2 separate regions of the Homo sapiens genome follow, and region 2 is linked to region 1. A link is a loop called in an ENCODE intact Hi-C map of the cell type or tissue named here. Cell type or tissue: Caco-2. All regions are shown on one strand.

Region 1 (2,500 bases):
AGCGCGGGGCTGGTTGGGGGAAGGGTCAGGGTTATGGGGGAAAGGTCGAGGGCGGGAGTTGGGGAGAAGGGTCGAGGGCGGGGGTGGGGGGAAGGGTCGAGCGCCGGGGTGGCGGAGGAGGAAGAGCTGGGGGTGAGCAGCAGCAGCGTGCGGGGGAGGGGGGAAGGGCGCAAGAGAGGATCAGGGGTCAGCGGCACACCCATGGAGGATCAGGGGTGCGCCCGATGGAGGGTCAGGGACGCTGGAGAGTTAGGCGCGCGCCCGATGGAGGATCGGGGGTGCTGGAGATTAGGCGCGCATCTGGTGGAGGGTCAGGGGCGTGCCCGATGGAGGATTAAAGGCGCTGGAGGGTTAGGCGCGCGCCTGATGGAGGATTAGGGGTGCTCGAGGGTTAGGCGCGCGCGCCCGATAAAGGGTCAGGGGCTTGCCCAGTGGAGGATTAGGGGCGCTGGAGGGTTAGGCGCCCGCCTGCTGGAGGATACGGGGTGCCAGAGGGTTAGGCACGCGCCCAATGGGTCAGAGGCGTGCCCGATGGAGGATTAGGGGCGTTGGAGGGTTAGGCGCACGCCCGATGGAGGGCCAGGGGTGTGTCCGATGGAGGATTAGGGGTGCTGGAGGGTTAGGCGCGTGCCCGATGGGAGCTCAAGGACGCTGGAGGGTTAGGCGCGCGCTAGGTGGGGCGCGCGAGGGAGGCAGGACGTCTTCCAGGTAGAAGGTGGGGGAGGGGGAGGGCAGGGTAGGGTGCACAAGAAGGGGGCACCACTGAGGATCGTTGGGGGCGAGTGAGGGAGGCAGAGGGAGAGCTGGAGCCCCAGCGAGCGGACAGGTTTCTGTCTCTGCAGTCTGTCAAACAGGGTTACGGAACGTTTCTGTCCTAGAAAGTGTAGCGTGCAGGACCCAGTCGTGGCTTTTGTCGTGCAAGAATATATATGATGAATTTTTCATGGTTCAGTGTGGGAGAAATGCATTTCAGTCTTCCCTCTAAAGAGTGAAGGAAGGAGAAAAAAAGCAGAACAGCGACAGCGAAAGGGAAACAGAGCTGTTTCTGGTTTGTTTTGTTTTCCCCTAGAAATGCGAGCTGACAGCATTCCTTTGATTGCCCTGGAGGCCGTCAGTCAGGGCTGCAGTGAAGCCTGAACTTCTTGAAGGCAGGAAAATAAGGAGCCCAGAGGCACAGACAGCAGCTGAGGTCTCAGGCCAAGTTATAATAAATAAAACCCTAGTGTCAAATCCCAGGTCCTTGAATTTTATCAGGGGAGGACAGGCCATTGTGAGAACGAGTAAGGAAAAGAAGTAGGTGTATCTTAGGACTTATGAATGTTCTGAAGAGTTTTTTAAATGAGTGATTGGATTTGGTGTTTAAAGTTATGTCTATTTGTAATAACATAAAGGGAGACTGCTTCTAGTGGCCCCAATTTGTGTACTGTATAAGGCAGCGCATGAACAGACAATTTTAAAAATTACAGTGGAAATTCACAAGTACACATCTGAATAGAGTGGAGCCGAAGCCGTCCTCTAGCAACAAGCGGGCGGCAGAGGACCCCGTTTCCACCTGGGGCAGGATCTGCCTTGTTAGGCTCCCACCAACAGGGAGCTGAAATCCTGAACATGAAGGGCCTCAGGGGCAAGCAAGACCAACGTGAAACCCTGTTCTTTAAATTAACTTCCATCCCTCCCGTATTTCCAGCCTACTTCTAGTGAAAATGGCTAACGGGGTAAAGTAACATGTAAAACCTGCTTAGAGAACCGTTTTATCTCGCTCCCACTTGCAGATGGTGTTTTTTGGCTACATGGTTTTCAGTATCCTCTTTGGCCTCCTGGCTGACAGATATGGCCGCTGGAAGGTAGGTGGGGCCTCACAGTAGCATTTGGAATTGTCTTTTGTGTATTCTTTTGGGGGCAACCTTATCACTGTTTCTCTTTAGTAGGCATCTCCCTCCCAATACCCAAGATAGAAAATGCAGACATTTCCCTCCCTGATGGAACATTCCAGGCTTATCTTCTGGACATTTTTCTCAGGGTACCTGTGCCTGCAGCTGTTCCTCTGCAGTCCAGGTGTGGAGTAAAAGGAGATGCGGGTATTATAGAGTTCTAAGAAATCTCTACCCAGAAGGATTAAAGGAAGGAAGGCCGCTAAGTGGCTCTATTTGAACTTTTAAAGGTTGGGACTTAGAAGCAGTCATGGGTTGGTTAGATGCCCCCACCACGTCCAGTTTACTGTGGTGGTGTTGAGAACAGAGGTCTGATATCAGTGGGGGCACACATCTGTTCTCCATTTATCCATATCTTCGCTTCTAATGAGTTAATAAGGGGAATGGAAAAGGCCCCTTAGCCCTTCAGAGCAGCCCTATTGGGAGGTTTTTTCCTCTGGTTTTCATTTAAATGACTAGTCCACTGCTGCAACAGCAAGCTCAGAAGAAGCTGTTCTTTCAGGACTATGTGTCATGAGTGAGTGTCCATAAAGTCTCTAACCCCCCAGAGCACCCAAGTAGGTTGGGAG
Region 2 (2,500 bases), 61 kb after region 1:
GATGACCACAAAGTTGGGAGTGTTCTGGAGTCTGTCACAAGGAGAAAGGTTTTTATAAGAAAGTTTAAAAGAAGAGAAGGAGGTCTTTCATGTCAGAGTTTTCCTCTTTTCATTGGAGGGTATAATACAGAGGTTACATTCATTAGCTGCAGATTACAACATACAGGCTACAAAGGTCTATGTGCAAGATAGTAAAATTTCATGCTTCATCTAATCTGTTTTTTAGACAGAGTCTCACTCTGTCGCCCAGGCTGAAGTGCAGTGGTGCAATCTCCGCTCACTGCAACCTCTGCCTGCCGGGTTCAAGCAATTCTTGTGCCTCAGCCTCCTGAGTAGCTGGGACCCCAGGTGCATGCCCAGCTAATTTTTTATTAGTAGAGAAGGGGTTTCACTGTGTTGGCCAGGCTGGTCTCAAACTCCTGGCCTGAATTGATCCACCTGCCTCAGCCTTCCAAAGTGCTGGGATTACAGGCATGAGCCACCGCACCCGGCCTGCTTTAGCTGATCTTAAAATACATCCACACCCTATTCAGTGTCAGCAGGTTATACATTGATCAGTACATCAACAATGTGAGGAATTTACCATAGGTTTCTTTACTTGGAGACAGAATGTCACCATCAAATCACAAGACCTCCCCAAAATGGATTAATTTGGAAGCCTGCTTGTTTCTAAAGTAAACTGTCAAATGTGACCTGTAAGTTATAAGGGAAAATTATCTGTAATTTATTGCCAGAGATAATCACTGTAGTTCTTCCAGATGCTTTCATATACATATGTTTTGTCTCTCTGGGCATGTCTGTGTGTGTTCCAGTCATATTTGTATATATGTGGATGTGTATGTATATATAGATGTGTGTTTTATATACATGTTATATGTATTATATACAGATGCATGTGTATCTGTAGATAGAGTTACTTCCATGAATATCTGTATATCTATCTAGATATATCTGTGTTATGGTGACCTGCAGAGGCAGATGGATAACCCCCTTTTCAAAGTTTGGTTCACTTGTTGAGACTGATGACACGAACACACACCAAGAGGGCATAAAAAGGTTTCTTACCTTACTTTACAAAATTGAGGTCCTGGGAGAGCAGGACAGACCTCTCAAGCAGGTCAGAAATGGCCTGAGAGAGCAAGAGAAGGGGACTGTGGTTAGGGGTGGAAATGGGGTTGAGGGTGCCTATGCAAGGGCAGGGGCTTTTGTGGTTTAAGCCTCCTGCTGGCACCAAAGGAAGGAGCACTCAGGCTTTCTCATAAGCTTGTCCAGATGTGGAACACAAAAGGAAGGGGGAGGAGTGAGGCTTAAAGGCCATCAGCAAATGTCGGATGGAGTCAGACACCTCTTTACAGCATATAGCTACATCTGTGTGAATATATATGTAGACATGTCTGTGTATAAACACACACATCTACATATATATATATATATATATATATATATATATATAGCAACTGCCTTTTCTCACTAATAATCTTATGTCAGTACATGTAGATTACCCTCATTCTTTTAAGTAGGTGCATAGATTTCTGTGGCATGTATGTGCCATAATTAGATAGCCATCACCTTGTCAATGAATACATTGTTTGCATTTTATTTTTTTCTGCTATTTACAAGCAATGGGAAACTGAACATTATGCACAACACGCCTTTGTCCACATGTGAGTATTTTTTTTCAAGAGATGGGATCTTGCTTTGTTGCCCAGGCTGCAGAGGCTATTCACAGGAGTGATCATGGATCACTGTAGCCTCAAACTTTGGGCTCAAGTGATCCTCCCACCTCAGCCTTCGAATATTTGGGACTATAAGCATGCACCACCATGCCCAGCTTATGTGCAACTATTTTAATCATTTAACATACAGTTATTGAGCCCTTTTATGTTCCACACACTTTAAAATAGTCAAGGTCTGATTCTTTGAAGTTACATACTAGTGGAGAACGGACAAGGGATGAACAGTCAGTTAATACATCAGATAATGATTAATGCTATGAAAACATAAAACAGGCAAAGGAGCTAGTGATGAGGTGGTTAGAGAGAGCTTCTACAATAGGGCAGAGACACGTGGGAAGTAAGGCAGGGACTCAGGAGCATGTTGGAGGGAAAAGCAGAATTCTGTAGAAAAAGTCTATTGAATAATTTCTAGGTCCAAAGAGTGTACATTTAAAAGTGGATGACCAATCTTATCAAATTATGTTTTATATTTTTTAAAAGTATGCACTTCTCAGTATAATAATTTATTAGAAACTTTCTTTTTTTCTCCCCTACATCTTCCCATTTCCCCCTACCCCTGGTAATCACCGTTTTATTCTATGTATCTGATTTTTTTTTTCTTTTTTAGATTCCACATATAAGAGAGAGCATGCAGTATTTGTCTTTTTGTGCCTGGCTTCTTATTATTAGTTTTTAGCATAATGTCCTCTAGGCTCATTCATGTTGTTGCAAATGGCATTTCCTCCTTTTTCAAGGCGGACTCTTCTTTCATTGTATGTATATAT

The links. Peaks named below come from ENCODE experiments on the same cell type or tissue, not always from the same donor. Only the 100,000 strongest peaks of a DNase experiment are listed, where the experiment ranks them.
Region 2: a loop joins it to region 1, with 2.1 times the contacts of the local background. A loop is called at or near these places in 2 of 110 quality-filtered maps.

Annotation. Positions count from the first base shown.
Region 1 is chr7:138,662,418-138,664,917 of GRCh38, reverse strand. SVOPL (SVOP like) reads left to right here. Exons shown (of 16, transcript NM_001139456.2): 5 at 1,773-1,844. Among named protein-coding and RNA genes, the nearest start is that of SVOPL, 38 kb to the left of the region's middle. In Caco-2, no CTCF peak of the experiment used is centred here; DNase peaks (open chromatin) are centred at 1,107 and 1,951.
Region 2 is chr7:138,601,395-138,603,894 of GRCh38, reverse strand. All of the region lies in intron 14 of SVOPL (SVOP like), which reads left to right. Among named protein-coding and RNA genes, the nearest start is that of SVOPL, 99 kb to the left of the region's middle. In Caco-2, no CTCF peak of the experiment used is centred here; no DNase peak of the experiment used is centred here.